Linked DNA regions of Mus musculus: regions 2 and 3 are each linked to region 1. The links are chromatin loops, found by intact Hi-C in ENCODE. Cell type or tissue: gastrocnemius. All regions are shown on one strand. Each heading gives the region's core, and the rest is flanking DNA. Links, peaks and the distances in the headings are about the cores only.

Evidence for each region. Peaks named below come from ENCODE experiments on the same cell type or tissue, not always from the same donor. Only the 100,000 strongest peaks of a DNase experiment are listed, where the experiment ranks them.
Region 2: it touches region 1 in a loop (3-fold over the local background); 37 of 42 quality-filtered maps call a loop at or near these places.
Region 3: it touches region 1 in a loop (6-fold over the local background); 41 of 42 quality-filtered maps call a loop at or near these places.

Annotation. Positions count from the first base shown.
Region 1 is chr14:60,522,446-60,530,576 of GRCm38, forward strand. It overlaps a transcript of Spata13 not described here. Among named protein-coding and RNA genes, the nearest start is that of Gm41166, 97 kb to the right of the region's middle. In gastrocnemius, for the core only: a CTCF peak has its summit at 3,046 (motif pointing right); DNase peaks (open chromatin) are centred at 3,047 and 5,882.
Region 2 is chr14:60,765,297-60,773,427 of GRCm38, forward strand. C1qtnf9 (C1q and tumor necrosis factor related protein 9) reads left to right here and starts at 2,838. Exons shown (of 4, transcript NM_183175.4): 1 at 2,838-2,872; 2 at 6,980-7,166. The coding sequence starts at 7,001. It overlaps Gm34997 (a long non-coding RNA gene), which reads right to left and starts at 2,747. Exons shown (of 3, transcript XR_383477.4): 1 at 2,648-2,747; 2 at 1,335-1,393; 3 at 1-684. In gastrocnemius, for the core only: a CTCF peak has its summit at 4,273 (motif pointing right); DNase peaks (open chromatin) are centred at 4,283, 5,496, 5,904 and 6,040; H3K4me3 peaks cover 4,207 bases; H3K27ac peaks cover 3,251 bases.
Region 3 is chr14:60,691,014-60,699,144 of GRCm38, forward strand. Spata13 (spermatogenesis associated 13) reads left to right here. Exons shown (of 13, transcript NM_001033272.2): 2 at 1-1,535. Among named protein-coding and RNA genes, the nearest start is that of Gm41165, 11 kb to the left of the region's middle. In gastrocnemius, for the core only: a CTCF peak has its summit at 3,780 (motif pointing left); DNase peaks (open chromatin) are centred at 3,784 and 6,513; H3K4me3 peaks cover 180 bases; H3K27ac peaks cover 1,591 bases.

The DNA.
Region 1 (8,131 bases), core at 977-5,976:
CGCAGGCAACTGGGTCCTTAGAGAGTCTCCTTCCAGTAGGGTCACCCTGAGTTTGTAACCTTGCATAGGGCTCGTGGGATTCTTGCGGCTTCCTTAGCTGCCTGAGCTGTGAAGTTCCATGAGCATCCAGTGCTGTATGGGTCTTCTTCCTCCATGGAGGAGGGGATTTTTCAATTTGGAGGAACCAGCCTCAAAGCAAGACATTGAAAAGACGGACCCTCCATCTCCCGGGCTCTGGACTTGCAGGCACAAATGCCCCATGTGAACCCGTGTTTACATTCCTCTATGTTCAAACCCTCAGATTCATAGGTTCTTTATGACTCTCATTATCAGTGGAGAAGAAGAGAATATTGTTTTCATTTTTGCTATTTATTTTATGTACATGGGTGTTTTGTCTGTATATATGTCCATGCTTCACGTGTGTGCCTGGTGCCCATGGAGACCTTGAGAAGACATTGGTTCCCATGGAACCGGAGTTAGAGATGGTTGCAGTCACTGTGTTGGTCCTGGGAGTCAAACCCTGTCCACTGTAAGAGCAGCCGGTGCTTTTAACCTCTAAACCACCTCCATAGCCCCATGAGCACGGGTATTTGAAAAATAGGGTCCTCTGTGAATTCACCCTCAAGTTTTGTGCCTCTTATGACTTTAATGGCTAAGCATGTGTCCTTTCAAAAGAGAGAAAGGACAAAATACTGTGTGACTTGCAGCTCATAGTGAAAGGTCACATTTTTTGCAATCCAGTTTCATAATTCTGTGCTAACTCACAACACACTGGGATCTTCCAAGAAATACCCTTCCTGACAGACTGGAGGACCACACACAGAGCAGTGAGATACCCCTCCAGGCCAGGGCAGCAGGGAAGACAGTGGGGGCATTTAACTCCACCTCTGCCCTAGGGACACAGGAGCACACTTGTTTGTCTTTCCTGTTTGGGTGGCAGTGTACATAGAGGTTGATAGAATGTTATTGTGCATTTTGCTTAAAGCCGGAGAGCCCTGGCCTGTCCACTCACTCACCATGGTAGGAATACTAAGCTTGCCTGTGCTGGTGAATCCAGGCACCTTGAACCAGGGCAGGTTCAGGGGCTGATCTGCCTGCCCCCTGCCTGCATTGCCTGGGCCTCTCGTAATCCCAAATCTCTCTTTCCTCCATTATTCTTTTCGATTTTTTTTCCGTCTTTGAACGTATTTTCTAAAGATAAAACTCGAGGCTGTTGAGTCTGTGAGCTTCTCCTGTCTGTGGTATTTCCGGCTTCATGGCACCTGCCAGGTGCCCTCCCTGTGGAACCTTCAGAGGGCCTCCTTGGCATATTCTCTAGGAATCTGCAGCTGAAAAATTGTCTCTTTTAATAACTGACCTATTTCCTGTTATCAAAGGAGATTTATAACTCTCTTCCAGAAAGCCCAGAGCTGAATTTAACCCCCAGCCACAGCCTTTGGACCACCCTAAAGATGTTTTCCCTCCCCATGATGAGCTTCTAAAGTGAGCACTTCAGCCTTATTCTGTTCCGTGCCAACGCTTCTTGCAGACATGGTCCTTTGAATAAGTGTTTTATGAATTAATTTTTAAAGTTAGCATCCAACGTTCTAGGTTTTGTTTTGACGTTTTATGCATACATAGCATTGTCCTTTGCTCGTCTAAGCCTCCCCTCCCCCATTCTCTCTTGCTCCTCCTATCCCTTTCCCAGGTCTCCAAGTCCCAAACAAAGCCATAAGATCACTAAACTGAAAGTTGAGTATGGTGGTACACACCTATAATCCTAGCACTCAGGAGGCACATCCACACATGCACACATGCACACACACACATGCACACATGCACACACACAACACACACATGCACACATGCACACACACACACACACACACATGCACACATGCACATGCGCATATAATTGAATTGGATAGACCACACAATACAAGTCATTTTCGTTGTTTTAAGCACCGCCAGTGCTAATGTGTCAGAGGGAATGTTCTTACAGAGGAAACTTGGTGGTGAGATGACACTGTGGCAGTGCCAGGCTCATGACACAGAGCAGTGAAACTAAACCAAGAGACAAGGGAAGCTCACAGTTGGATGGAGGGACACTGTGGCTTCATGAGAGTTTCTGAGTCTCTCTAAACAACTCATGTAAAATGTCCTGGGAGAAGATCTTCTTTGTACTTCATGGAGAGAAATTAAAAGGCAGAGTCACAGGGTTCCTGTGACTTGGGACTCCAGCAGGCAAACATGGACCAAGGTGGTGCTGAGGACTACTGCCTTTAGTCGGAGAGATTATAACCGGGAGATGCACAGGCAGATGGCTTCCAGGCTGGGCTCATTTTCATTTGTTTCTTAAAAAGTATTTTTTTAATTGAGTGTATGTGTGTGGGTGTTTGGTCTGCCTGTATGTCCTGCAGCATATGCATGCCTGGTGCCCAGAGGCCAGAAGAGCCTGTCAGGTCCCTGACACTGGAGTTACAGATGGTTGTGAACCACCATGAGGATACTGGGACTCAAAGCCTGGTCCTCTGAGAGAGCAGCCAGTGCTTTGAACCACTGAACCGTCTCTAGCCCTTGAGTTTCATTTTCGTACTCTATAAAATGGGGTCACAGTTCTCACGCCCACTGAGCAGCCCAGAAAAGGAAACTGTATGACTTATCAGAGAAATGAGCGCAGTGCCTCTGGTTTCCTCTGAGATTTGAATGTACCTTGTAAAAAGGCAAATTGTAGCAGTTTCCATCTCATTGTGGATCCTGTGCACAGCTCTATATTAGATTTTAAATGATGATAAAAACAAAAAACAAAGCATCTGTAGGTCATTGCATATGCAGAGACATTCATACCTTGCTAGTGTTCAGCTCCCTTGATTTCCCCAGCCTGCAAAAACATGTGCTACAACTTAGATTAAGAAATGGATTCCAGCTGGGCGGTGGTGGTGCACGCCTTTAATTCCAGCACTCGGGAGGCAGAGGCAGGTGGGTTTCTAAGTTCAAAGCCAGCTACAAAGTGAGTTCCAGGACAGCCAGGGCTACATCCTTCTGTCTGCTCACAACTCACCACTAGAGGGCACCCTTGATCCTATATCCACTATCTGACATCCTGGTCAGTAATTTACACAAATGGAGGCATGCAGTTTGTACCATTTTGTGCTTGGTTTCTTTCCCTCTCGTTTGCAAGGCATACCATGACACCTGTAGAGCAATAGCTTGTCTGTCCCTTTGGCTCTATAGGTGTGGCTCTATAGGTGCCGAACACCTGATACTTCCGTTATTCATCCCAACACTGATGGGATTCGCATTTGCAGAGTGTGGACTCTGTAGCTGTGCCACTGTGACGTGCTTGTGTGTGCCTTCTATATCTGAACCTGCACTGCTGACCGGAAGGCATGGGTGTCGATCAGCTTCAGTCCATCCCATCTATACTCAGGGGAGTGTAGTGGCCTCATCTTCAACAAGCAGTATGGAAATCTCTTTTCTTTGGGTTCCGAGTCTCCAGAGGAACGGGACCGACAGAATATAAACAGTTTGTGCATTTCTGCATAGACATAGAGAAGGAGAGTCATCTGGAGAGACTGGCTGGTACTATTGTGAAAGCTATAGGTTCCAGGATCTCCTTTCTGTAAGCCAGAGAATCAGGAAAACTGGTGATGTGCTCAGCCCACACCCTAAGGTCTGAGAACAGGGAAGCCAGCACCTCTCCACGTACTGTCCCTTAGTCCACAGGGCCAAGAACTAGATGTCCCAAGCCCAAGGGCAGGCCCAGATCGGCCCAGCAACCTGGCTTCCTTCTACCCTTTTGGTCACTGTGAGTTTTGTTACTGCTGTCTTGTCTTCACCAAAGTCACTCTACCTTGTGGCTTTTGTCCTGACTTGGCCCTTGATTAAGTGGATGGTGCTCACACTGGGGAGAAACGACCTCCTTTCCTCCTGGAAACAGCCTCTCAGACATACCCAGAAATAGCAGTGAGTTACCTGCTACCCGGGCATCCCTTAGCACAGAAAGTTGATATGTAAATTCTCTCTCACACTTCATGTGCCTCATTGTGCATTTTATTTGCAATCCCCAGGTGACTGACAGGTAGACCTACTGCACGTTCAATATTACATTATGTCATTTAGATAAATTAAAGCACCTGTCTATACCAACAACGCAGGCCCAAACACATGGAGCAACAAAAATGTAAACAGAACTTGATGGGGCACAGATATAATGAAGGCTTTCAATATTCTCACTGAAGAATTCAAGTGAATTGACCTCAAATAATCAAAGACAAATAGAATCTGAAAGAAGTCTTTCCTCATGCAAAAAATATATGTAAAATTTGCATCACAAAGTTGAAAATATGTAACTTTTCCTTATTTCTCATCTTTTAAAAGATAAATTTTATAGCATTTGTCAGAACCTTGATGACGAAGGACATTTCAGAGAGTTTAAGAAAGTAGAGTTTAGAGTCATCAGTCTCTTACCACCCCCCACCCCCCCAGCCCCGAACAGATGAATCATATAAAAGTTCTCTATTTAGAAAACAAAGTGCATTCATTAAATGTTCCCGAGCAAGCAGGAAGCCGAGGCTGCAGTGAGTCATTCAGCAAGAAGGCAAGAGAACGACAGCTCAGCAGTCAAGAGCACTGGCTTCTTATGCAAAAGACCAGGGTCTGGTTCCCAGCACCCACACAGTGACTCCAGGGTGTCCAATACCCTCTTCTGGGCACACACACACACACACACACACACACACACACACACACACACACACACAAGCGCGCGCGCGTGCACACCAAGAGTCCTCATAGCAGACCTACAGCATGCACAAAAAGTTGTCTTTGGAGAAAATGGCTTTAAACGCTGTCTTTAGTATAATGAAAAATTTAAAATAAGAGTTAGAATTCATCTTAAGAAACCAGAAGACAAAAAATAACAAGAAGAAAGGAGAAAAGAGACTTAAGACAAGGGAAGCAGTTATACAATTAATTTAACAAACAGTGAAACAGGCATAGGGGCTACGCATAGGGGCTAAGTCCTCAGCTACTTAAATTTAGGATTCAGGCTAAGGAATGTCTGAGTTCTAACCCTGAACATGATGAGGAGCCTAAAACTCTTGATTCTACAGTTGTTGATTTCCTTTGCCGTAAAATATCAGTAGCAGCAGCATTAACAATGACAACAGTCATGAGAACACTAAAAATGCACATCCTATAGTTCAAATTAGGCAATGCTTTACAGTATAAAGTCTCTTTGGAAAGTCTACTGTATATACATGTATACAGTTGGTTCCAGGGTTCCCAAACACACCACAACCCAGAGACTGTGAAATGGTCCTTGGTGTCACATGTGCTGAGACCCAGCAGGCATCATCTTACACCTGACATCTTCTCTAAACAACCTGGAATTTGCAGTGCAATGTAAATGCTGCATAAATGGTCATTGGACTCTTTTGGTCAAGAATAATGACAGGAGTTGGTGGAAATGTTTCAGTATGTCTTAGTTAGGGTTTCATTGCTGTGAAGAGACACCATGACCAAGGCAGCTCTTATAAAGGACAACATTTAACTGGGTCTGGCTTACAGGCTCAGAGGTTCCGTCCATTATCATCATAGCAGGAAGCATGGCAGCATGCATGCAGGAAGACACGGCACTAAAGGAGCTGAGAGTTCTATATCTTGTTCCAAAGGCAAACAAGAGAAGACTGGCTCTTCCACACTGGGCAGAGTTTCAAAGTCCACCCCCACAGTGACACACTTCCTCCAACAAGGCCACAACTCCTCCAATAAAGCCACGCCCCCTAAGAGAGCAACTCCCTGGGCCACACATATTCAAACCGCCACACAGTACAAAGAGAATTAAAAATATATATATATATATATATATATATATATATATATATATATATCTGCAGTGTGTGATTGGTTGAATTCAAAGACGCAGAATCCACGGGGAGCCAACTGTACTGTATATTTGCCAAGTTTGGAATATTACACACCGTTACAGGGAGGGTAGAGAACCTGTTTGTTATGGAGGGCTCCCCCCACATGTGTAAATACTTTGGAGTCCCTTTACTGTGTAGCCAGCATATGGTACCTTCAGGAGGTTCTACAAAGCCAGGCAGGGACAAATCATGTGACCTCGTTTGCAGACATTCCCAGACCACCAGAAGAAATTCAAGGATTGACATTGCCCATGTGCGTCCCAGGAACTGTCTGAATTAAGGGAGTAAAATGGGACTAAGCAATAGGTGGTCCATGGTTGTCACAGAAAACAGAAGTCCTCCAGCTCACATGACTCTGGGTCCTTGAAATCTGATAATGCTGATAAGTCACTTCCTCAGAAGCGCTGCTTGGCCAGATCTCCACAAAGAAAAAGAAAAAGAAAAAGGAAAGAAAAGAAAAAAAGAAAAGAAAAAGAGCCGGGTATGGTGGCGCATGCCTTTAATACCAGCACTCGGGAGGCAGAGGCAGGCAGATTTCTGAGTTCGAGGCCAGCCTGGTCTACAAAGTGAGTTCCAGGACAGCCAGGGCTACACAGAGAAACCCTGTCTCAAAAAAAAAAAAAGAAAGAAAAGAAAAGAAAAAGTAAAACAAACAAAAAATTAAACAACAACAAAAAAACCTCATTCTAAAAGAGCCAATGCCAAAATAAAACAAACCAAAAGAGGTGCATCATTGGTGCCTTCTGCCGTGTAGGCTCAGAGGATGGCTCAGACCCAGCAATGATCATTCAGGGGCCGCTGTCCCTGAGTGAAGCCAGCAGCCAAGACAGAAGAAAAGAGCCCAGCTGGTGTCCAGCCAGAACAGCACCAGGGCACAAGGTGGCAGCTGCCAGGGCTCAGCCTTGGGCAAGAATCCAGAAAAGATGAAGTCATTTTCTGACCTGTGTCCCAGCCAGGAGTTTGAATGCAAAAAGGGTTATCGGTGAACTTTCTGAATGTCTTCTGAGGCTTGCTTTCAGCTCAGAGGCAGAGCTCTGGCACAGTATGGGCAATGGCAGCCAGTGTGTCATGGGACACTGCCTTATAGACAGCTGCAGTCATTACACAACACTCAGGTACTAAGACGGGGGCAAGTTTGAACTATTTCCCTATCACAAAACGCCTACCTTATTCTCCAAAATGTGCTGTTTTCTGTCTTTTGTGCTAAAGCACAAAGACTGTGTTACCGTTGTGTGTGTGTATGTGTGTGTGTTGTTTTTTTATCTCTAGGACATCCTTACCTGAGTATGTGTTGTGAGCTAAGCCAGGTTGTAGACCCCCATCAGTCTCATCTCCAGCCTTTCCCTACTGTGTGGACAAAGCTATGGATTCTCAAGAAAGCTGCTGGGGGAGCCCTCCTGAGACTTCAGACACCTGTATCTATTTTTCTTCACGGGGGGGGGGGGGGGGGAAGTGGGGTGTGTGTGTGTGCAGAGTCTGCTTGACCTGCCAAGAAGATGTGAAACTAACAAAGAAGTTTCCCATGGGGGGGGGGGGAGTGTTGTGAGGGGGGGCAGGCAGCCAGCAGAGGGCAGCTGTTCCAGCCACGCCACCTCAGCCTCACTACCTGCACCTCTAGGGTCTCTGCCTAAGGATGCTTCCCTCTTACCTCATGTTTAGGGGTTCTGGAGTGACAGCCACGATGGCATGGGGGCGGGGGCGGGGGGAGAGGGGCAAGGCACTTGAGTGCACACATGCATAATCTGGATTCAGGGATGAGGTCATATTCCCAGTGTGAGGGAATTCCCAGTGTGAGGGTTGGGAGAAGAAAATGGCTTTGTTACAATTCTGCTAGACTCCTCACTGGCCCAGGACAGTGCGGTTGTCTAGAGAATGTTCCTCATTGACAGCCCAATGAGAGTGGAGCCCAGAAAACTCCCCAGATGAGGTCATATGAGAGACTTGATGGGGGTGGGCGGTTTGGGGGAAGGGGAGGAAAGACTGGCAGAAATTAAAGATATCTGAGCTGACATTAAAGACATCAAGAGCTGGGGTGGAAGATTCTCCTGGGACCTGGAGGACACAGTGGGGGTCCTGGGGGGACAGTTGAGACAGAGGTATGCAGGCTTGGGGACTCATAGGCCCTCTGTATGAGGTTTGTTTTTCTGTCCTCCACTCTGGCCCACTGGCAGCTCCGCCCACCTATCTTTCCCACTGTGCTCTTTCTCAGCCTTCCTGTTCTT
Region 2 (8,131 bases), core at 1,572-6,571, 240 kb after region 1:
TTTGTGGTGACTAATCAGAGCATGGTTCCTCTGGGTGGCCAAAGCTGCCTCTTGCTTTCTGGTGTTTAATCCCAGCATAATCTGTCCACTTGCTCCCTCCTCCATGGGGTCCACTGACAAAGAGTGACAATGACAGCCCTGGGGACTGAAGGGGTGGCCCAGGGTGGCACCATGCACAGAAGGGAACATAGGGGGAAGAACGTTATTCTAGAAGAGTTGGGAAGTGAAACAAGCATGTATAGTTGTCTACTGCATGCACAGGAGAGACCATGTCCCTTTGGAGGAATGTGGCCAGACAAACCCAATGATGTTCTTGTATCAGTAGCACCAGAGATGTGAGGAGGTAGGCATAGGACAGCTCCTAGAATGGAGTCTTCAACTTAAATATCCAGGCCCAGACTCAACTCCTAAGGGTTCTGTGGAGAAGCACATAGGGCTTACCTAGAGAGGTGCAGTGCCTCTGCTGGGTCAGAGCTGAGACCATACAGTGCCTGTGCAGCTGGACTTTAAGCAAATGACCAGGACCTTGTGACACTGATGGCATTTGGCATTCCCCAATGTGGCTGAAGAGCTCAAGGCCAGCTGTAGCCAGTATTGCCTACGTAGGTTGTGAAGAGAAGTTTCAAATCCGAGGCAGAGGGTTGCCCAGGATGTCAAGCAGGCTGCACAGTGATCCCAGCAGACCTTGGGGAAGGAAGGGGACACTGGTGACCAAGTCCTCCTCTTATGAATAGGAGTATCATAAACTGAGGCAGAAGAGTAGTGTAAACAATGCACCAACAGGCTTGGTTCCTGCTAACTCGGGAGAGAGGGCAGGACTAGGAATACAGCTAGAGAGGATTCCCCACGGCCAGGGGAGCAGAAGGGCCTGTGGCAGCCTGAAGCTGAGTGACCACAGAGGTCCCTCTAGCAACCAACTGCACTACCTACACATGAAGGGACTTGGCTGTAGCAGTCAGACCTAAAGAAGCTAAACCGTGCTCAGTGGATGCAACCCAGTATAATGGATGCTGCCAAACCCAGTCCCACCTCCTCTTGGGTACATTGTTGGGGCTGTCTGTGGGCTGAGGAATGAATGTGGGGTGTGGTTAGCTCTGCCAAGGTGAGACTTCCCGGTACCTGCATACCCCATCCCCAGATGGCCACTGAGGGTGAGCTCCTGCCCTTCAGAACAGAACAGTATCCTTATGCTCTTGAAACCGCTGCACGTTTGCCTGACCGTTAAGACACTTGTCAGGAGAAGCTACAGAGCCTCCGAGTGCTCCTCGGTGGGCTGAAGGTCAGGGAAAGGATAGACAGAGTCCTCATCTGCTCCATGCCTGGTCTAAACTCACAGATAACGAAGCTGGTAACTTGCCGCATCCTCTGCACCAAAAGCTGAAGTCCGGGGTTCCTGGAAGAGAAGAGTAATTGTCAGGTCCGAAAGGAACCTCGGTTTCCCAAAAAAGCTGTGGGTAACCCCGAGATGGCAGCGTTTGCTCAGCTACATTTGCTCAGCTCAGGCTGAACTATAGACAGAGCAGTGTTCCTCAGGAACCCATGAAAGGGGCTTCTATCTGGTGGAAAGGGCCCCGTCCCTCAGCATGTATTTGTGGTTGTGTATCCTTCAGTTCCACTCCGCATGTACCTGACACATTTCAAGACCCACACTCGCTAGCATCCTGTCCTCACCTCCTCTAAGTTCTCAGGCTGATCTAGTTCCCTCCCTCAGCTGCTTGTCCTCGTAGAGCCCTACTTCTCTAGTGCTGGGCCATGGGCTTCTTTTTCTCGCTGCTCTAGGCTCTTAAGATGCCTCTGGCTATTCTCCTTTCACACCTGTAGTAGAAACCTTTCTAGCTAGGGAGCCATTTCAGTGGATTATTCACTGCACCCCCACTTACAGCAGTGACCATGAGCAGAGACTCAAACAGACTTCCTGGGTTTCTTCTCTCTGTGTAGCTTGTCCAGGAATTTGCTCTGCAGACCAGGCTAGCCTCAAAGTCACAGAGGTCTACCTACCTCTGCTTCCAGAGTGCTGGAATTTATTTATTTATTTACTTACTTACTTACTTATAGCTGGACTGAACCCAGGGTCTTGTGCTTACTAGACAGGTGCTCTACCACCGACCTAAATACCCAAACTGGAGAAGATAACTTTATTTTACTGTTTGGTATATTTAAAGGACAGAGCAGGGTCACTGGGAGCGTCAGGCCTTATCGAGAGCTTTAGGAGTCACAAGGGTGCTCAGAGCTGCTTCATGAACCATCCTACCCCCCATAGCATAGCAGAAGGCCTTTTCCTCCCGACTGGAAGTGCCCTGCAGTATTCTGCACAGACGTGAATGCCAATGGGAGGGTTAACTGAATCCAAGGTTGCTCTTAAATGTAGTTTTATCCTTAATGAGAGTCCCAGGCAACAGTGACTGTAATCATTAAAAGTTCTAAGTAAACAAAGGGAATTCTGCTGCTCTGTGCTGCAAAGACCGCAGGTTACAGTCACGGTCCTCCTCGTTGTTACATTTACGCCCGTTTCCTCACCCCTGATGGACTCAAGGCCGAGGAGAGGGCTGTTCACAATAAGGAAAGAAGCCTGTAGTGGGGACCTCTTCTCCCACATTCCACCTGCTGGCACAAAGGACAGAGAAGAAAAGGACAAAGTTGTCCATACCTGGGCTGCTGTGAAGGGAGGCTACTGGACCCTAGTGTCGCTGTGATTTTTTTTCCTGAAGCTAATCCAAGACATCTTGTGCCTCCCTCCGTCCCCTCCCCTTCCTGCTATTTTGCACTTAGGTTCACTGGGGAGTTCTATGGCAGGAAGGCTTGATTTTATTAACAGTGAGAGGGTTCCCTGTTTGCACAGTGCCAGGATCCAGCCTGCAACTCCTGGGCTCAGGTAAGTGCACTAAAGGATATTTTTTCACATTCAGCACCCGGGTTCTGAGGTAGCCACGTGTGGTATAAAGCCCTGGGTAAGAACAGAGATAATCTGCTTCTTAAACTTTTTTTCTAAAGGACAAACCAGGTGCGGTGGTTCATGCCTGTAATGTCACACTGTGTAATGTAATGACACAAAAGGTTTGGGCTACAGAGTAAGTTCCAGGACAGACAGCCTGGGCTATAGTATGAGACTGTCAGACAGACACACAGACACACACAGACATGCACAGAGACACACATACACATAGGAAGGGAAATGAGGAAGGGAGGGAAGGAGTGAGGGAGGGAGAGAGAAAGGGGGAAGAGAGAGAGAGAGAAAGAGAGAGAGAGAGAGAGAGAGAGAGAGAGGAGAAGAGAAGAAGGAGGAGGAGGAGGAGAAGAAGGAGAAGGAGAAGAGAAGATAGAAAAGCAGAGAATTTCATCTGCCAGAATTTTGCACTACTGGCCTAGGAAGAGGCATTTTAAAAAAAAAAAAACAGGATAAATCACAAAAATAACAGACCTTTCTAGAAAAGCTTATAGATCATCAGCTACACATTTAATGAGTGTTTTAATAGTTGTGTATATGCTGATTTATATGGTCTATAAAAACAATATATGTTGAAGAAAAGATGCCTACTGTAACATTGTATCAAATACATGGGAGAAATAAATGAAGCCAACTTAGTGTAAGGAATGTCACCGGGCAGTCTTACACTCAAGCAAGCTGAGCCTTAGCAAAGATGGCTCGCAAGCTGGCCTGGTGAAGCAGACCTGTCCCCAGCACTTGGAGTGCTGGGGCAGGACCATGAGTTCTAAGCCGGTCTGAGCTGCATAGAGAGACCCTGACTGGGAAAAGTGTTCCCTTGATTTCTGTTAAATGTTCGTGTGTGGGGTCTGCATAAGGATTATGAAGTGTTTGCGGGGGGGGGGGGGGCATAAGGAACCTGGAATGTTTGAGAACACATGGCTGTAAATTAGAGAAAATCAGAAGAGGTACCAAAAATGGCTTTTTAAAAAAAAAAAACAATGTGTGTGGGTGTTATGCCTGCACTGTGTGTACCACACTGGGAGCCAGGAAAGGGCGTCTCATCGTCTACAAGGGCTTCGAGAGCCTCCTGGTACTGGAAGATCAGCCATTTCTCCACCCACTAAGTGGCTTTTCATGGAGAAGGTGGGAAGTGAGGCAGAACACCGGTAAAGCCCGGAAAAGTCAATCTAGGGTCTACCAGTGGCTTCTGCACCCAGCAGCAGGAGTGACGACTGCAGAGAACTCACTGGGTTGGCGCTAAGAAAACTCAGCTGCCTGAAGTGGAGTGGCCTTGTGACTGAGGGAAACCTTGGGAAACACTTTCAGTATCCCATCATTCTCTGCAGCTTTCACCAGAGGGCGACATCATCTTTTGGATGTCAGTGTCTAGCTACAGAGGGGCTGGAGAGATGGCTCAGGGATGGAGCCCCAGGGGGAGTAGAGTTCATTTCTCAGCACCCACATCTGGTGGCCTGTAACACCAGCTCCAGCAATGTCTGATGCTCCGGCCTCAAAGGGTTTTTATGTTTGTGTGTTATGTGTGTGTGTGTGTGTGTGTGTGTGTGTGTGTGTGTGTGTGTGTATGTGCACACACACAATTAAGAAAAATAAATAGCTACAAATGTGTAACCAGCACTACAAAGACATCTTTCCTCACAGGAAAGCCTCTTACTACATCATTCTATACATTAACATGTTTGCCTATTTGCATACATTTCTAGTTTTTTATAATATACATACATTAACATCCTCATAATGTGCCTGATTTTAAAAATGTTAAACCTGTGTGTGTGTGTGTGTGTGTGCGCGCGCGCGCACCTGCGAGTTGTATGAATGTCCTCAGAGGCCAGAAAGGGGACTCCAATCTCCTGTAGCTGAAGCTATAGGTAGCTACCTCCTGTGGGTGCTGAGAGCTGAAGGCCAGTCCTCCACAAGAGCACTGCGTGAACTTAGCTGCTGAGCCATCTCTCCAGCCCGATTTTAGTTCTTTTTGTTTGGCTGGGTCTTTTGAGACAGAGTCTCATCTGTACCCAAGCTGGTCTTGAACTCACCATCCTTCTGCCTTCATGCATCTTTTACATATTTCACTGACCTTCATGATATTCTCAGCACTTACGCACTGGTCTACTTCCCAAGGCTATTCTCAAGCATTACATATTGTGCCCTTTTCCACCTTAGCAGAAAATACTGCAGTTACCGTTGGCACACAGATCTTTGCTGTATTATGAATAACTGCAGAGATGGTACTACTGGATCAAAGAGACAGACACCCTGCTTTTTGCCATTACAGAGGATTGTGGACATCTACATTGCTGGCCACAGTACATAGGATCTGGGGTCTGATGGGTTGCATTAACCCATGTGTTCTTTGGTTTGGTGGGGGAGGGATGCGTTGCTCTTTAAATATTAAAAGAGCTGCCATCACATAGTCCTTGTATCCACCTGTCACTGCCCAGCCTCCTGCTCGGTACTAAATATCAGGGACTGGGGACGTAACTCTCAAAGTACAGCCAGGTGAGCTTTTGAGTCCCATGACTTTGTATCAAACGCAACGCCCCTGCCAGGCAGGTCCTGGGGGACAGATGGTATGACACTTTGCACACTCACAGGGATCCTCAGCTCGATCTGGAATCCCACCCATTCAAATCTCAAAGACTCAAGCCCCTGCAGGGGCTTGCATGCTGATCCTGTTATGGGGAGCAGTTTGCCTACTGATCTTGCCCAGATCTCAGCTCCAACCTGAGGCTGAAGACATTTAATGTTTTGTTGTTTTTATTGTGATAAAATACATAATAAGATATATAATAGGCTCAAACTTACTAGTCTAACTAATTTAAGTGTATGGTTGAATAGCAGTAGATACAGTCACACCATCCTGAAACCATCGCCGTCATTGACCTGCAGAGGTCTCATCTTCCACTGAACAGCGCCCCCTCCCTTCAGCTCCCGGCACCTGCCATATTGCTTTGCTCCATGATTTGGATCACTTCGCATACATACCAGATCTGTCTTTCAGTCCCAGAATGTCACCACCTAATGTCCTGGAGGGGACCAGGATTTCCTGCTTTTCTGGGGCCGAATGACATGCCACTGTATTTATATACTACGTATTCTTTAACTGCTCATCCACGGATGTGCATGTGGCCTGCTCCCCCTAGTGGCTGCCAAGAATATTGCTGCCAGGAACCCCAAGCATAGTCAAACCTTTGTTGTTGTTGTTTTGTTTTGCTTTGTTTTGTTTTTTATTCCCAGGAATAGAGTTGCTAGGTCAGATGGTAATTTCACGTGGCTTTTTATTTTTAGTGTGAATTTTCATGTATATTGTGGTCAAATGTGGTCTTTATACTAGCCCCATGGGATAAGAAAGCATTTTTCTGTGGCTTAAAAAAGTAGCTTGCTCAAATTGAAACAATACATAGGAGAGTCTCCTGACCTCAAAACTTGGCTTCCACATTTATTGACCATTAAAAATGGTCCCAACCATGTGTTGCCATCTAAGAACAATGTCCCTTCCTTCCTTCCTTCCTTCCTTCCTTCCTTCCTTCCTCCCCCCATCTTTCTTTCCTTCCTTTCTTCCTTCCTTCCTTCCTTCCTTCCTTCCTTCCTTCCTCTCTCTCTCTCTCTCTCTCTCTCTCTCTCTCTCTCTCTCTCTTTCTTTCTTTCTTTCTTTCTTTCTTTTGCAACAATGGGGTCTCAGCACATAACTGAATACTGTTTTGACCCGGAACTTGTGATTTCTCTCTCAGCCTTCTGAGTGCTGGGATAACAGTTGGGTGCCATTATGCCAGGCTTTGCAACAAGCTTCTTCTAGTCCAGGTTGGTCAGCTACCTGGTCTCTGGTTTTCTCCTGCCCTGTTCATCTGACGCAGTAAGATCTGGTTCAGGCCTTTGTCAGTGCAGAGACAGGAGGCCCTGTCACTCCTCAGCACCTCTGTCCTTGCTGAGAGACCAAAACCTGTCTCATTGAAGAAATGAGAGGCAGTGTTCATGCCCAGCAACTGTACCTGCACCCAGGGGCTATACATCCTTCAGTTTCTGTTTTCCCTCTTTCAGTTGAGACCCTGTGGTCTGACCATGAGGATTTGGTGGCTTCTGCTGGTTATGGGTGCATGCACGAGAAGTGTATTCTCCCAGGACACCTGCCGGCAAGGGCACTCCGGCATCCCTGGGAATCCAGGTCACAATGGCCTACCTGGAAGAGATGGACGAGATGGTGCCAAGGGTGACAAAGGAGACGCAGGTACTTGACACTTGCTGCTTCTTATGGCCTTCTTCTATCCCTTCAGTCACCCACCTGCCACTGGTATACTGTTCCACCTGCCCACTGAGCCCTCACCCACCAATGTGCCCTGCAGGTGCTGAATGAAGTGCAGGGCAAGGTCAACTGCACCCCACCCCCACAGGCTTCTCGTCGACAGCAGATGACTGTTAACAAGTGTTCCTACAAAACAGGCAGAAACACAGAGTGGGATACTGCGGGTGTGATGCATCATTAGTATCATGAGATCAGTGGAGCAATCTGATGGCTAAGGACAGAGGCAACCCCCATGCACAGGGAGAAGGCCCACAGTGGACGCCTATAGCCATAGAAAGCACAGAACCCTACCCATGTCTTGCTTCCTCCTATATATGCATCATCTATGATAATGTTTAATTTCTACACTAGGTAAGGAATAATTAACCATTAATAATAAAAAAGATTAAGGATTACATTTTAAAGTTCCCAGCATCAATTTTTCTTACACTTAGAGAAATTTATTGTTACAGTTAAGGTTATGTTGCCATCAGCATTGTGAGGTTGCCTTGGACATTTGAATATCTGAGATGGCTGCAAAGTGACTGACAAGGAGGTAGCATATGGCTTCCCAGGAGCTGTGGCCATGGCATGTACCACCATGTCTGGGTCAGTGTTTAGTTTTGAATGTATGAAGGATTTTAATATGATTTATTTATTTATATAAATTCTTAGTGTATGATTGCTCTGTCTGCATGTAGACCTGCATGTCAGAAGAGGGCATCAGACCCCTTTATAGATGGCCTTTTGTACCATGTACGTGCTGGGAATTGAACTTAGGACCTCTGGAAGAACAGCCAGTGCTTTTAACCACTGAGCCATCTCACCAGCTCTGAATATATAAAGTTTTAATGTTTATTATCAGATATTTTGTACACATGAAGCAGAGGGGTGATTACAAGATAAATCAA
Region 3 (8,131 bases), core at 1,572-6,571, 170 kb after region 1:
GCCATGGGCAAGGTGCCACAGCCACTTGTTCAGCCTCCAACCCAAAGGCCCCGAAAATGGTGACATCCTCAGCATGTCAGAATGGAGGCTGCAAAAGCAGCCCCAGCAGTGATCCCGAAGCCGGGGAAACCAGGCTCAGCCCATCGAAGCTGGTACGTCTCTTCTCTGGTAGTCGGAAGAGGATGAATTCGAACTCTGAGAGACCTCGCTCAGTCGTCCTTGTGGGGAATTCCTCCACGTGGAATGCCCTGGCCTCCTTCCGTAAAATGGGCTCCTTTAAAAGACTAAAATCTTCTGTCCTTCAAGGAATTCAGAACCGGGAGGGGGCAGAAGTTTCCAAGGAGGAGCCTACAGGAGACCCAGGAAGGGCTGCTCCCAATGGCACCGTTGCCATCCTGGGAAAGGGCCTGGGCAGGTGTACATCCTTGGGCCCTGTAGGAGATGGCGCCGGGTCTGACTGCTCAGACCCCGAGGACACGGAGGACGCCTTCCAGAGGAGCACACACCGTTCTCGCAGCATCCGCAGGGCCTATGGCCTGGGCCGCATCAGCCTGCTGGACCTGGGGCGGCAGCCAGTGCCGGAGCCCGCCGTGTGTGAGATCCAAGTTCGAGACCCTGAACCCAGCAGGGCTGTGCCTCTGCCACGCAGAAGCAAGAGCATCGACAGCTTGAGCGTCCTGAAGAGCTCCTTCAAGCGCAAGTCTGCATCCAACCTCACGGAACTGCAGGGTGACAGGCAGGTTCCCTCCAGAACCTTGAGCAGCTTCTTCACAGACCCGGAGAAGCCGGGTGGCTCAGAGAGAAGAACCAGACGCTGGAGGAGCCCCATCCGGGCCAAGGACTTCGACAGAGTCCTGAGACTGGTGAGCAATGTCAAGGATGCGGCTTGGAAGAGGGAGGCCCCCAGGAGTGCAGCCCCTGGCCCTGGTCCCGGTCTCGGGGATGAGAACCCACTACTTGCGCCACGAAGCAAGCTACACGATGACTACTCGCGTCGTACTAGCAGCAGCGTGGAGCCAGATGCCAGGCGTGGCGGCTCACCCTGTATCCCTGCACCATGCACCACTGCGCCCTACGCAGCTCCAGAGCCCCACTTAGATGTGGATACTGCAGTATTCCCCCTGGAAACTAAAAGTGCTCAGCCACTGGGAAATGATGGACCTCGTGCCAGCAGTCCCTCACCAATCCCCACGGACCCAGAAGGGTTGAGCCAAGGCTCCAGTGAGGCACATACTGGCAGCCAACATCCTTTTAATCCCGTGCAGCTTCCCACTCCTCTGAGACCTACCACACCCAAGCCCCAAAGCCCTCAGAGCCCAGGGAGTACTAAGTGCCCCAGTAGTCTGAGTGTGCTGTCCCTCAGTTCAGCGGACAGTGAAGAGCGGACTGAGGATGCTTCGCACAGGCAACCGGGACCCGTGTCCCTCCAGGATACTGTCCTTAACGCTGCTGGTGATGTGGGGGGAGAAAGCGGTGACAGCTATTTTCCCGAGAATCTCGATGGAGCCACCCATCCAGAAGAGAAGAAGGAAGAGGTAAGGGTCTGGGTGGAGTGCCTCTGGTGGGTGACAGTGTGGGAGGGGTGATTTCTAGTATTTGCTTTGCCATTCATCCAGCGATTTCCAAAGACTCCTGGTTCTGTCTGTGCTAAACTGGTCATATTCAGTTTTAGCGGAGATGGAAGTTATTGGCTTAGCTTGCCTGGTTCTGGATGTGCCTCCCTGCCAGGTGTTTACGTGGCACGTGCAAGGTTCCAGGTTAGCCCTCCAGCACCAAACCACACCATCCCACACACCTTTATCCCACTTAAAATTGAATTTGCTAATAAATACGTTCCCTTGATGTAGTGTTTGCCACACCATTCCTGGAAAAGATGTTTATTGAGTATCTCCTATGTGCTGCTAGGTCCTGGGGATTAATGTGACCACTAGGGTTTCTCAGCGTTTTCACATTTGGAAAGCATTTTATCACCCCCATACCATCCGTGTATTTGACATTGTTGCTGTTCTCCTTCCCGACAGAGCCCTTGTAAATGCAGTTCTTTGTGTTAGAGAACATTACGTGTCTTGAGTCCTTTTATTTCCTAGGAGTGAATTAGAACTGTGCTGCTCAGTACCTGTCACGCCCAGGATAATGCTTCTTCCAAGAGAGTTTAATGATGGCCATTGTGCTTATTTTTAGGGCAGAGCTCCGAGCAGCTCTCGGATCAAGTCAGCAAATAGCTGTCTGAGCTGCAAGAGCTGAGATCCTTTCACGTCCTGTCAGGCAGCCAGACAGTTTTACTCCTCTGTGCAAGTCTCACTTTATAAGAACATTCAGTACTATCACCTTACATAGCTAAAAGACAGAAGCGTAGCCGCGTGTGCGGGTTGTAAATGTTCTTTGCATAAATTTCTAGACGGTGTTACAGCTGTGAATTGGTGCTTGCAGCAGGAAATTACTCCTTAGCAAATGTTCCCTCCCACTCAGCCCTGGAGAGGGCCGGCAGAGGAACGATTGCACAGTTGGGTATGCAAAGAGAAGCCAGAGTAGCCTGTGGATTTGCTGTTATAAATTTACTGAGATGATGCTCTGTAGCCCAGGCTACCCTCAAAGTCACACTCCAGAGTGCTGGGGTGATTGGTGTGTGCCACACTTCCATGGCTGGCAAATATCTATTTTTGACCTTTGCTATCCAGAGACATCTAGGTCACAGAGCCTTCTGGAAAGGACCGAGAGAGTAGAATTGCTACAGAGTGCTTTAGGGAGATCCAAACCAACTTTCGGGACATCCCAGGATATCCAGTCAGCAGACATGCAGCTACAGACTCTGGGCTGGAGGCCCAGTGTGTCAGAGCTTTCTAGTATTGAAGATGATTTACTCATTTGCATTCTTAAAAAAAAAAAAAGAGGCGTGGATCCCTTGCAGGAGACAGGCAGCCCTGAGAAACAGTTAAACGATGCTGACTTTGATTGGCCAAAAGGTTTTACTCAGTTCTGAGTATGCCCCAGCAGTTTTGCATCTGTAGCATAAAATGCCCAGGCCACCGGCTGGGTGTGGCTATACACACACGTGTGAGCTCAAAGACTGGGAGATGAGATGGAGGCAGGAGAACTGAACTCAACACTGTTCTGTTACATAGCATGGCCATCTCAGCACAGAGTTTCATTTCAAAGACTGGGCAGTCCTGCTGGCTTGGCCCTCTGACAAGGGTAGCCTATCCTTGTCAGAGTGACAGATCAGATCTCAAGACTGGGGACAGAGTCGGTAAGGTCACATGGTCCCCCTCCAGGACATTCCCCAAGTGAGCTAAGGACCTTTCACTGGAGTCCCCCAAAGAGTTCCACAGCACCGCCTAATACTTTCACCCCAGAGACTAAACTTTAATCTTGAACTTTAAAGGACGTGGACCATCCACACGAGCTTTGGTGAGACATTCACTGTGCAAACACTCGGCCCTGCCCCCATGTCTGATGCTCCATGACTCTAGTAAAGGATCCTTATGAGTCTCCCAGGTTCTGCGTGTTAAAGGCAGGACCCTGAGCCTGAAGAGTGCTTCCCTCCCACGCCGAGTGTGGTCTCTGGGGCTGTATAAACCCTGTCTCGACGGGGAGAAACAGGAGGGTGAGAGTTTTAAGGTAATCATCAGATACGTGCTTGGCTATGTGGAACCCTGTATCAAAGCAAAACAAAACACGAAGTAATTTTGGGAAAAATTTTAACATATTACCTGGATAACTAGGAAAAGGAGGAAATGCTGTTGTCATTTGCAAAACATGGCCTTTTCCTGACACCTGGTGGTGATTCTTGGTAAAGCACAGTACTGGGTTGGGCAGGACCCTAAAATGTTTTCCTTTTAAAAATGCTATTCAGGCGGGGCAGTGGTGGCACACGCCTTTAATCCCAGCACTTGGAAGGCAGAGGCAGGTGGATTTCTGAGTTTGAGGCCAGCCTGGTCTACAGAATGAGTTCCAGGACAGCCAGGGCTACACAGAGAAACCCTGTCACGAAAAAACAAACAAACAAACAAACAAACAAATAAATTAAATAAAACGAAAATGCTATTCAGAAGCTGAGTGTGCTCATACACATAGATCTGTAACCCCAGCGCTTGAGATGCAGAGGCCAGAGGTTTTCAAGTTCAAGGCCAGCCTGAGCTACATAATAAGTTCTATCTCAGAAAGCCGCACACAAGCAGAGTTCAAGGCCCAGGGCTGCCACTCTATGGTAGAGATCTTATCTAGCACTTGCCTGGCCTTGAGTTCCATCCTTGCATTTGGAAGATAAAGGCTATTTGGAATTTTTCTGTTAATAGTGTTCCTCATTTTCTAGAAAGGTGCGGGAGCCATAGTTTAGAGTGTGAATACGGAGTTTCCAAAAGGGATATTGTCTTTCTACCTGTCTGTAGTATAGAGTCATTGGCTGTAAGTAGTGAGCACCAGCTGTGAGCCTGTCCCAGGCACAGTGGTGAATCTTTTGTAAATGCTTCTAGTTTGGTGGTACTCTGGCTGTGCTCCTCAGAAGACACCAGTTAGGGATCTGGGCAAACTAGGAAGTCTTGAACCTCTAGGGTCTCAGTTGTCTCTAATGTTAAACACTGTGTTTATCTAGCATCTTAACATTTTCAAAATTACTACTTTAAGGATGTGTTTTATCTATGCATGCTTGTTTGTGTACCATGTATGTACCTGGTATGAGAGGAAGAGGAAGAGAATGTTTGTTCTCCATGAGCTAGAGTTAGAGATGGTTGTGAGTTGCCATATGGGGCTAGGCGTCTCACTGGGGTCCTCTGGTCCTCTGTCAGAGAAACAAGTGCTCTTACGCACTGAGCCATCTCTCCAGCCTCTAGCCCTCAAAACTTTTTGTATGTAACACTGCATTACAGTTTTACAAGAAGTGGAGAAATTCTTCAAATAATTAGATCGATCTCACATTCATTTTATTATAAGACAGAGTCTTATTCATCACCGGCTGCCCTTGAACTCACCATAAAACCTTGAACTTGTGATCCCCGCCCCCACCCCTGCCCCAAATCCACCTCCCAAGTGATGAGACAACAGATGTGGACCACTGAGCCTGTTTATGTCGTACCAGTGATCAAACCGTTTATACAAAGCAAGCACTCCGCTGCTACTGCCCCAGTCCTTTTAAGAGTTGAGTCCCAGGGTATCCTTACAGTGGTGTGTTCTGTTCAGGGGTGGAACCAAGCCCAGGATGTTTTGCATCTCCCAGGTACAAGAGACTGAAGTCGGGTGAAGCCTAGTAAGACATACACGCGACACTGAGATGCATGTGAGAATTGTCTGGCATGGAGTAAGTCCCACAAAAGACACAGAGAACGGATAAAGAAGAGGTGTGGTTCTCAACCAATTGTGCTCACAGGTCCTAAGGAAGAAAGAGTGCGCCCCACCCATGCTGAGTGTGATCTCCAGGACTGTATAAACTCAGTGTAGTGTTGCCTGTTCTGCGCTCTCACCTCTCCGCCAGGGGTAGAGATGAGAGAACCAGAGAGAGGTTTCAGGTAATTCTGAGTTTACCTTCAACTTAGGCCACACTTGACTGAAAGGAGGCAGGTTCTGGGAGGTGTTGTAGCCCAGACAGGATACGTAGATCTATAATATTGCGAAGAACAAGGAGTAGCCTCGTTTGGTTTGATGTACAACAACTCGGGTTAAGATACAATAGTTACGGTCAGGTCAACCACAGTCCAGGTCTCTGTGCAGAGAATATGTGTTACCTGGTGAACACCAAGGAGCCAGGAATGTGTGTGAACAGAGAGACAAGCCAGGCTCAGCACTCTGGAGCAGACATTTAGAAGGAAAGGGTGCAGAAGGGAGGCTGCCAGTGGACAGGAGCTAAAGACCGAGCCTGAGGGAGAAGAACATCGAAGAGCTGGCCACACACCCTGGCTGTGAACGCCTGCTGTGTGCTGGTTGTTTGTTTACTACAAAGCCATCACTATCCTCCAATGAGGGTGAGGAGCCAGCTGTTATCATGGCGGCCCTTGTAAAGCTAGGCTAGAGGGAAGCACTGAATTTGAGGTCAGCCTGGGCTACAGGGTGAAGCTCTAACCTGGGGCTGACCGGTCCCTTCCATAGGCTGCTGTGAGGTTGGCCCAGGCTGTCTGGTTCCTCCACACAGGCTGCTGTGAAGGTAAGCAAGGTATCACAGGTGTTTAGCACACCCGACTTCCCGTGTCTCTCCGAGGCTTGCTTGCCTAGGACGATGCCAGGTGACTAAACTGCTGTGCTTGGGGAGCTGCAGATGGGCTAGCGAGACGGGAGAAACGGTTGGCCAATAGGTCTGGATATGGTTAGGAAGGGCCTGCCTTGGAGCTGTGGACTTGGACCTCACCCTGTAGGCATTGAGGGGCTAGGGAGAGTATGAGCAGGTGTAGCAGGGGGGCCCCCTTGAAGTCAGGGTTGACTGGTCCAGTCTTGGAGAGGAGCTGTAGCCTTCCTGAGTCTATTCCACAGGTCACAAGGTCGGTCACGCAGGCATTTAGGGGAGAAGGGTGTGGACTGCAGAGTCCCTGAGCGTGTCTGTGTGCCGTGAGTCATTGTGAGTGTTTCGGGGCAGAGGATCAGTGGTGCTCAAGGCCACGTGGGCAGCACTTGGCCTTTGGATGCCACCCATTAAACAAGCCACAAACTTCATGGCATGGGAAGAGAAAGGAAGGGCTTCTTTGACACTACAAGGACCCTGCTGATACAACAGAGTCGCGCCCCCCTCCCCCCCCCCCCCCCCCCCCCCCACACACACACACACTCAGAGCAATAGAGACGTCCTGCAGGGAGACAGTAAGTTCGGGCCAGTTTTCAGCTTGAGTGAATGACTCCATGGGCTTCTGCTGCTGCTGCTTCTGTGCCGTTCAGTGGAGGTGCAGGAGACCCTGGCATGGTTTAGGTACCTGGCAAGTCCTGAGGTGTTGCTTCTGGGAGGTTTTGATGGCTTAGACATTAGGTATTAGGTTTTAATGGCTTAGACGCAGCCATTCCTATAACCAGGAAGTTGATGTTACATCTACAGAAGTGTAGCTGGGTGTGTTGAAGCTCTGGGTTCAATCCCCAGCACCCATAAACCAAGCCTGGAGGTACATGCCTGTAATTCCATCACATGGGAGGTGATCTGTTGCTGCGTAGTGCGTTCAAGACCTGCCTGGACTATATAAGACTCCATAAAAAGGAAGGAAGGCAGGCAGGTAGGCTGGCTGGCTGGTGAGAATGCTCAATAGGTGTAGGCATATGTCATGAAGCCTGACATCCTGGGTTCTAACCCCCAGAACCCTCATGGTAGAAAGAGAGAACCAATTTCCACTATTCCTCTGACCTCTACTCTGGCCATAGCACTCATGTACATAACACATGTATGAACAATAAACAAACAAACAAATAAATAAAATCCATGTTTCAAGAAAGGGAGGGATGTAGTCATTTCAGAAAATTAGTTCAAGATTAAGGGCTTCCCCACACCTTCCCCCAGGCCTCCTTAGAGTCAGTGTATGCTTGCAGCCCAGAAGGGGCACCTGCTGGTTGCCTTTGGATCTCTGTGCGGCTGTAGTTCATTGCCTTAGCCACTGATCAAAACAGCTACTGTAGGTTTGCTGTTAGGTTTTCTTTTCTTTTTTTGTTTTGTTTTTCATCCAAGGCTTCACCAGGTAGCCTGAGCTAGAACTTGATATGTATATCAGGTTAGCCTTGAACTTACAGATAGCCACCAGGTTTTGCCTTCCTAGTGCAGGGATTAAAGGCATGTGCCACCATGCCAGGCTGTGCTTTTTAGTGAACGTTTGGCGATTCTTGTAAATCTGTGGGCTAAGGGAGCAATCATGTGATATGTTATCTTCTGAAACCAACGTTTTTCGATGGCAGATTGTCCTCAGTGTTGACATGTGTCATAGCAGCTTTCATGTTTTAATTCTTTATTCCTTTTTATCTAAATAGTAGATAGATCAAATCTTGTTGATGCATTTGTGGTCACACGCTAGTGAGGCAGAAGTAAGAGGATGTCGGTAATGTATTCAAATTTGCAATTAAAACAAGCAAAAGTATTGGACTTTTAGAAAGGTGCAGAACCAGCAGGGACTTGGAAGAGATGTACTCTGGAATGGCTGCTTCAGGGATGGAGGTGGGCGGAGTCTCGCCATCTGCC